2 separate regions of the Homo sapiens genome follow, and region 2 is linked to region 1. Evidence: read pairs that join two places in POLR2A ChIA-PET (ENCODE). Cell type or tissue: GM12878. All regions are shown on one strand. Each heading gives the region's core, and the rest is flanking DNA. Links, peaks and the distances in the headings are about the cores only.

Region 1 (4,394 bases), core at 135-4,134:
TTTTCCATACATTCTCTGGAATCTAAGTGAGAGCTGTCAAACCTCCTTCACTCTTGCATTCTGTGCACCTGCAGTCTTAACACCATGTGGAAGCCGCCAATGTATACGGCAGCTTGTGCTCTCAAAAGCAGCAGCCCAAGCTGTACCTGGGCCCCGTTGAGCTGATGTTGGAGCCAGAGTGGCCAGGATACGGGGAACAGTGTCCTGAGGCTGTGCAGGGCAGCAGGGCCCTGGGCCTGCCCCACAAAACCATTCTTTCCTCCTAGTCCTCTGGGCTTGTGATGGGAGGGGCTGCCTTGGAGATCTCTGAAATGTGCTTTTTCCCATTATCTTGGACATTAGCACTAGGCTCCTTTTTAGCCATTCTAATCTCTCTAGCAAATGGTTGCTTAATGGCCTGCTTGTATTCCTCCCTTGAAAATGTTTTTTCTTTCTCTGCCACACAGCTAGGCTGCAAATTTTCCAAACTTTTATGCATTGATTCTCTTTCAAATATAAGTTGCAACTTTACGTCATTTCTTTGCTTCCCTGTCTAACTGTAGGTTGTTAAAAGCAGCCAGGCTGCCTCTTGAACACTTTGCTGCTTCGAAATTTCTTCTATCAGGCTGGGCACAGTGGCTCATGCCTATAATCCTAGCACTTTGGGAAGCCAAGGTGGGCAGATCACTTGAGGTCAGGAGTTCGAGACCAGCCCGGCCAACATGGTAAGGCCCCATCTCTACTAAAAATACAAAAATTAGCCAAACACAGTGGCAGGTGGCTGTAATCCCAGCTACTTGGGAGGCTGAGGCAGGAGAATTGCTTGAACCCAGGAGGCAGAGGTTGCAGTTAGCCAAGATCATGCCACTGGACTCTAGCCTGCACGACAGAGCAAGACTCCATCTCAAAAAAAGAAAAAGAAAAAGAAAAAAAACAGACTTTCTTCTACCAGATACCCTAAGTCATCATTCTTAAGTTCAAATTCCACAAAGCCCTAGAGCATGGACACAATGCAGCCAAGCTCTTTGCTTAGGTATAACAAGGGTGACCAGTTATACCTTTGCTCCCGTTCCCAGTAAGTTCCTCATTTCCATCTGAGACCTCCTCAGCCTGGCCTTCACTGTCCATATCACTATCAGCATTTTGTCACAACCATTTAACCAGTCTCTGGGAAGTTCCAAACTTTCCCTCATCTTCCTGTCTTCTTTGGAGCCCTGCAAACTCTTACAAACTCTGCCCATTATCCAGTTCCAAAGTCGCTTCCACATTTTCAGGTATCTTTATAGTAACACCCCACTCTTTGGTACCAATTTTCTATATTAGTCTGTTCTTACATTGCTATTAAGAAATACCTAAGGCTGGGTAATATATAAAGAAAATAGTTTTAATTGCCTCAGGGTTCTGCAGCTTATACAGGAAGCATGGTGTCAGCATCTGCTCCTGGTGAGGGCCTCAGGAAGCTCAATCATGGTGGAAGGTGAAGGGGGAACAGGCATGTCACATGGTGAAAGCAGGAGTGAGAGCAAGAGGGGGCAGGTGCCACGTTCTTTTAAACAACCAGATCTCACGTGAACCACCAGAGCAAGAATTCATCCCTCACCAAGGGGATAGTGCTAAGCTATTCGTGAGGGATCTGCCCCCATCACTCAAACGCCTCCCACCAGGCCCCACCTCCAACAGTGGAGGTTACATTTCAATATGAGATTTTGAAGGGAAAAACATCCAAACCATATCAATAAGAAGAAGAGAAAGAGCCAGTCACAGTGGCTCACACCTGTAATCCCAGCACTTTGGGAGGCCAAAGCGAGTGGATACCTTGAGCCCAGGAGTTCGAGACCAGCTTGGGCAATATGGTGAAACTCCATCTTTACCAAAAATACAAAAAATTAGCCAGGTGTGGGGGCATGCACCCATAGTCCCAGCTACTCGGGAGGCTAAGATGGGAGGATCACCTGAGCCTGGGAGGTGGAGTTTGCAGTGAGTCAAGATGGCACCACTGCACTCCAGCCTGGGTAACAAAGTGAGACCTTGTCTAAAAAAAAAAGAGAGAGAAAGAGAACAAAAAGAAAGAGGAGATAGAGAAGGAGGAAGAAGAGGAGATGGAGAAGGAGGAAGACAAGGAGGAGGGAGACAAAACCAAGAAAAGGAAAGGAGGCAATTAGAGAAGCAGGGAGGGAAAGAAGGAGAGAGGGAGGTAAGCTAGTTGATAAACATCTAAAGAGGCATTCTACTTTAAGACTAGAATTATCTTGGCTTACTTCTTTTCCAGTGAACAAAATATATTCTGGTTTGTTTGTTGGTTGGTTTGTTTGTTTTATTAAAGGGTCTAAAAACGTTTTCCTTTCTTACACAGTTCACACTGAACATCATTCTTTTTCTCACTGAGTGTATTACCTAAACTCAATTCTACAAGGCCTAAATTATTTCCTTTAATTTCAAATTTAGTTTTTAATGACACATTCACACAGCTCAAAATTCAGAAAGTAACAAAAGAGTAAAGGATGCGTTTACTGGCTGTTTCTACTTTAAAAAAAAAAAAAAAAGATAGCAGAGGGCCGGGCACAGGGGTTCATGCCCGTAATCCCCGCCTTTTGGGAGGCAGGAGGATCATTTGAGCCCAGGAGTTCAAGACCAGCCTGGGCAACACAGTGACACCTTATCTCTACCAAAAATTTGAAAATTCACCGGGCATTGTGGCATGCGCCTGTGGTCTCAGCTACTCAGGAGGCTGAAGCAGGAGGATCACTTAAGCCTGGAAGGTCAGGGCTCCAGTGAGCTATGATTGTACCACTGCACTCCAGCCTGGATGACAGAGTGAGACCCTGTGTCAAAGAAAAAAAAAAAAAGACAACAGAGGAATATTTTGCCTCCAACTTTTATTGAATGTCTTTGATTATTACTTGTCATTTGACGACAGAGAATTAAAAAAGAAGTGGCTGGGCACAGTGGCTCACACCTGTAACCTCTGCACTTTGGGAGGCCTAGGAAGGTGGATTGCTGGAGTTCAGGAGATCAAGACCAGCCCGGGCAACCCTATCTCTGCCAAAAATACAAAAAATTAGCCAGGTGTGGTGGCACATGCCTGTGGTCCCAACTACTCAGGAGGCTGAGATGAGAGGATCGCTTGACCCTGGGAGGCAGAGGTTGCAGTGAGCTGAGATCGTGCTACTATACTCCAGCCTGGGTGGCAGAGTGAGACCCCATCTCAAAAAAATAAAATACACAAATGAAGCTCTCCACTAATATTGGTCCTGGGGAGGCTGGCCTCTGTCCGCACCAACCATGTCCAGGACAGGACGAAACATTCATGGTTGGACCATCAGACACAATCCACAGTCCACAGGCAATTAGTACACAGACCCAGTACTGTGTGACGTGTTATGTTTAAAACTCTGAACCCAGCATTAGGCCTGCCTTTTTAGTATATTTACGTTGATTTAAGTTACTTGATAATCATCGACTCAGTATGGTTTAAAGAAAATCAAAGCCACTGACTCTTTAAGTCTATGGAGCATTTGCTGATCCCAGTTAACTGTATATAATTGTCAAATTTCCAATCTCTGAAATGACCCTTTGGACACACACTGATGGGGCAGGCTGTTGAACTTTTGCAAAGAACACTTAACCTTCTGCAGAAATGGTGTAAAATACAGGCTTGCGGAATGAGCTGGTCCACTCCAGTGCCCCCACCTCCTGTCCACGCCAGGCACCTAAGAAGCTGCTCAATCACTACAATTTCGGGTGCTATTAGCTTGCCAAGTGCTTTTCATCTTTTAAGGGCTGCCCAAGGGCCAAGGGATAAATCAGGAATGTTGTATCTTTTATTCCATTATTTTAAGGATAAATTACTGCTTAGTCAAATTTGTTATGTCCAGATGGGATATGCAGAAACCCCTGTATTTCAATTATGGTCAATACTGCATCTCATTTCTAGGATTTAAGTGTAGTTTGAGAACATCAAAATCCTTTTCAAACTCCGGGATTTGCGTTGAAATTGTTAACATCTTTCTCTGTTAAAACAAAAATTAATTTCACTAAATTGCTAAAATAAGCCTGAGGAATCTAGAACCCTGCGGAAGATTGAATAGGTATTGAAATTCATTTTCAGAGAGGCCTGCAGGTGGCGCCATAAGCAAACGGTCTTACCCTCTCCCACCAACCTACTCTCCCCAGAATTTAAAAAGGAGGAAAACAGGAAGATCTTAGCTCACATGATAAAGGGGAGGGGAGCCTACGAAAACTACAGATTCGTAAACTATCATATAGAATCGTGCTGCCATAATAAAAAATTCAATAATTAAAATATTGATTATGGAATTGCCTGCTTCCTTTGTATTAAATATGTGCAGTTTATAGTTAATGTGTTTATAAATAAATATAATTTTCAGTTGAATTTTTTATGATACCATAATAAC
Region 2 (4,394 bases), core at 216-4,215, 260 kb after region 1:
CAAGGTGTATACATGGACAAACCGTGATAAAGGTGAAACTTTCAATCAGATCCACAGACTATCGCCTGACGTCCAGGCTGAGCTCATAGAGACATTTTTACTTAGTTGATCATTTTTTTCAAAGTAGAATTAAATTGGGAGATTTCATTTAAAAATTGGTGGTTTCTGGCATCACTTAGAAAATGAAAGCATCTGGGAGCTGTGGGCCTGTGTTTATGAACAAAGAGCTGACAGCCTCTCTCTCTGGATCTGTCTGAAGGATCTGAGTGGGTTCCGGGGTTGCCCAGGCTCACACCTGCCTCCCCACACCCCACTGCACTCAACCCACCTCACTCTTGACCTCTGGTCAGGACCTTCCAAAAATATGCGGAGGAGGAGGCTCATTCCATAAGCAAAACATTTCCGATTTTCTCTTAAGGGAGTAAATCTCTGTTTCAAAATATACCCATTCACTATATTTGAGATCACTTAAATTTTCTTTCAGAAAAACCAACAAAAGAAAACAAAAGTATTTTGTGTGATAATGCAGAAACATATTTGACTAAAAAAAATTACACAGGGTCAGAAATATTGTTTCTGGGATCCAAACACAGTACCTGCCTTTCAACGTAAATGCATGAAGACATCTGCTTAAACTCTGAGGCAAACCAGTGGTCCACGACCTGAGCCACGACACTGTGGAAGCTGCCATGCTGGGTTAACACGCCCATGGAGCATCTCGTGCCATGTGTCAGCAGTCCCAGGCCAGTGGCCACAGTTTTGAGGCATTTCCACTTACTTTCAGTAAATCCACCCGTCAAAGAAACGAACCACCCCCAAATGTGGAGTGAATCTTTTTAATAATCATGCACATTCCATATCCAATTATAGTGTCATACTTTCTCATGCATTTTTTGATACAGATATGCATACAGAGTCTAATATGTAATCTCATTTCTGTTCTTGAATGAATGTCATTAACTAATTGACCTACTAATGCTGTCCTGGCATCCAGTTTTGTTATGTAAGCATCAAGCAATACCTGCCCTATGTGTTACCACACAGGAGTTTTGAACACTTTTGGAAATATCTTTAAGCATAAAAAAAGCCTCTGTTTAAAATCACTGTATTCTCACTCAAAGTACTCGAGGGCAACTGTTTTCACTCACTGGAATTCATTTCACGTTAATGAGTTATTAATTAAGGCTGAAGGTCTGAAGTTCTCATTTGTGAAACAAGCTGGATAACTTTTTTGATTGCTTGAGGGGTAAGGATCCTGACATCAAGACAAGCTAGGATACAAGTGCACCAAACACTGTTCTAAACACAGTCCAGGTCAGCTCGAAGCAGTCCTGCCGAGGTGGAGGCCTCATACCCAGCAACCAGGCTGAAGGGCAGGGGACCTAAACCCACGTGGCCGCCGACAGTCAACAAAGACACCAAGCTCTGCTGCTACTGTGTTGATTAGTTAAATCACATTTTCACACCTAGACCTGATAGCTAAGACGGTGAGTTTAAGGAAACGCCCAAGTGCTTGCTACCCAGGCATTAAAGTTGCCAGTTCAGGAAGGCTAATAGAAATAGAGCTACATTCAGAAATGCCATGAGGATTGCAAGGTGCGTGGGGTCTGCAGGAAGCCACGCCCCAACCCTCAGCCCCAGTAATGCCCAGGAAAGAGAGCCTCTGGATTGTCTCCATCAGGGACCACCTCAACACACAGCCGTTTTGCTACAGAATTTCATTCCCGTGTCTAAGGAGTAAGATATGAAGCTGGGGTCGTTTAGATGTGGGAAAACTCTGCGCACCATCGTTGGAAATGTTCTTTGCAGGCATGTCTGTATTTCCCTAGAAGGAGGAGATTGTAAAAGCCAGATTAGAATGCCCTCCTTCCTGGAGTAGACGAGGTGAGTCTAACAAGTGGTCCTAATTCACCAACCTCAAGTCACGCGCAAATACAAGGGTCTTAAAGGAAGCTTCTACCCCGGAAGCCGAGGGTACACTTATACTCGGGGATAAGTACAAGGATGTGGCCTACTTTGGGGGGTGAGTACTCTCCATTCTTCCCTTCCCTTCCATCCTTCCCTGACTTCCACTCTCCCTGCTGCTACCAGCACATCCCACCCCACTGTTGCTGGCAGCCAGCTCTCCACGGGCCTCAGTTTCTTCTTCCTCTGGGTGTGGACACGGGCAGGTGCTCTCTGCTCTGTGTTATTTTGCAGGGGATGTGGACAGAGTAAACAGACTGGTACAACAGGGGTAATGTCTACTTTAAGAGGGAGCACATCTGTTTGCTGTCTGGGACAGTAAATGTCGCTCTCCACAGCAAACTTTGGACAGGCTTGCTTACGTGCTCTTATTAAACACATGGGGTTTCCTAAGCTTGGGGTTCCTCTTACAACATGAGTTACTGTGTGTGCTGGTGTCACCCTGTGGGAACTGAGGCTTGGGAAGCCAGTGCATGACAATGCTGATACTCTCACTATTGCTATTGCTGCAAGAGACTGTCATTCATTTTGATCCAGGAGTCTCATCACCCAGGAACCTAGGGCAGGCTAACCTGCTAACTCGCGAGTAGGGGAAGATGGGACCCGGTATGCAGAAGCTGCCGCCTATTCTAACATTGACCTTCTAGCGGGCCGAGCAGCCGCATGGAACTGAGCCCCTACTGCATTGGGCACAATGAAGGAAGGAGTCCCTGTCTTAGGGAACCTACAATCTAGTCTAGTAGAAGGTATACAGCAGATCCACATGTGGCCCAAACGCAAGGCAGAGTAACACAAGAGCAGCCAGAAAGTATGAGGGTCAGGGAGCCCACCGCTGCTGGAAGGTACAGGAGAGGCTCCAGGGGACACTGCAGCTTTTAGACTTTGGAATTAGGCCCATCTAGATAAAGAATAGATGGAAAGGGGAGATACTGCCTTAAGTCTACCTAAGATACTACCTTAAGATACTACCTTAGACTTAAGGTAGTATCTTGCAAGGGATGTTGACAGAATGAACAGACTGGTGAGACAGGGGTAGTGTCTACTCCCAGCGAGGGGGGCACATCTGTTTGCTGTCTGGGACAGTAAATGTCACTCTCCACGGCAAACTTTGGACAGGCTTGCTTACGTGCTCTTATTAAACACGGGGGTTTCCTAAGCTCGGGGCTGTCCCAGGACAACCTACACCACTCTTCTAATTGACTTACTGGATGCAAAGCTTTCATAAAACATTTCAAGTCCACTTCTTTTTTTTTCCTCCTTTAAGATTTCTCTTCTCCTTTCACATCTTTCAGATTTAAATCATACAGATGCACATAAACATGGCCACCAAAAAGTAGGTGCTAGAATGTTCAGAGCAGCACTGCTCATAACAGCCCCACGCTGGGAATGACGGCACTGTCCATCACTGTAGGTACATCACGGCACAACGGAACATTACCCAATGACAACAAGGAACTACTGACACGGGCCACAACTGCGGTGACATCACACACAGAACACAGAGCCGGAGACAAGCACGAGAGTGCCAACTGTTAGGATCCCGTCCAAGGACAGGCGAAACCCATCTACGGAGTGAGAAATCAGATGGTGGTCACCCTTGTGAGTGGGGTGGGGTGGGGTGGGGGTGCACGGGACAGGAAGGGGTCCATGAGGGCTGGCTACCTGCTGCTTCTGGATGTGAGTGGCGGCCCCTGTAAACGTGGCTATGACTTATGATTCTGTGCGTCTTATGTGTATGTTGTACCAGTAACACTTATCCAAAAACCTAGAAAATGTCATTGGAATGGCTTGTGAATGCAGAGGTCAGGTCAGGAAGTGTAAGAGACAGAACAGGGTTGTACAAGGAAACAGCTGTACCAGCAATAAGTCCTTAAAAAGTGGCCCAGCCCCAAACAGTATAGGATGCTGGCTTCCACAGGAAGGCAGTCATAAAAGGACCTTTTCGGCATCGTCCCCCAAATATTATTTGCGTTACCATGAAATACATGACTGACGACATGGCCCATTCTGAACTCAGAAAGAGTGTTTCCTCAAATACCCCATCTACGGATCAGCTGGTACTCGCCCCGATTAGCAGGGGGTGACTGCATTACCATGCTAATCCATGTCCTCGCTGCGCCACTTCCTTGATATGGATATGTGTGTGTGCTTACTGAGCTGCCTTGATTAGTGCAAGCTTCCATGTGTCAAAAGCGCCAGATTCTTTCCAAAGAATAATTTTAGCTGTACTTATATCCCTAAAGTGGAAGAGTTGATTTGAAAAGGTACTTACCTCCACCATATGCTATTTTTCTTTACACAATTTGCATTTCAAAGTGAATATGGCATTTATATCTGAATGAATATCAGTATGTTGCCTGAACTGATCTCAAATGAGCATGAAAAAGATGCTGGTTTTCTATTGAACAAGAATGTTTTCATCCACCAAA

What was found. ChIA-PET counts read pairs that join two places held together with the same protein. Peaks named below come from ENCODE experiments on the same cell type or tissue, not always from the same donor. Only the 100,000 strongest peaks of a DNase experiment are listed, where the experiment ranks them.
Region 2: POLR2A ChIA-PET joins it to region 1 with 10 read pairs; 2 of 35 experiments call an interaction of 5 or more read pairs at or near these places.

Annotation. Positions count from the first base shown.
Region 1 is chr2:236,180,765-236,185,158 of GRCh38, reverse strand. The region is part of intron 1 of GBX2-AS1 (GBX2 and ASB18 antisense RNA 1); the gene reads right to left. Among named protein-coding and RNA genes, the nearest start is that of GBX2, 15 kb to the right of the region's middle. In GM12878, for the core only: a CTCF peak has its summit at 4,105 (motif pointing right); no DNase peak of the experiment used is centred there.
Region 2 is chr2:235,922,706-235,927,099 of GRCh38, reverse strand. All of the region lies in intron 11 of AGAP1 (ArfGAP with GTPase domain, ankyrin repeat and PH domain 1), which reads right to left. Among named protein-coding and RNA genes, the nearest start is that of GBX2-AS1, 240 kb to the left of the region's middle. In GM12878, for the core only: no CTCF peak of the experiment used is centred there; a DNase peak (open chromatin) is centred at 2,409.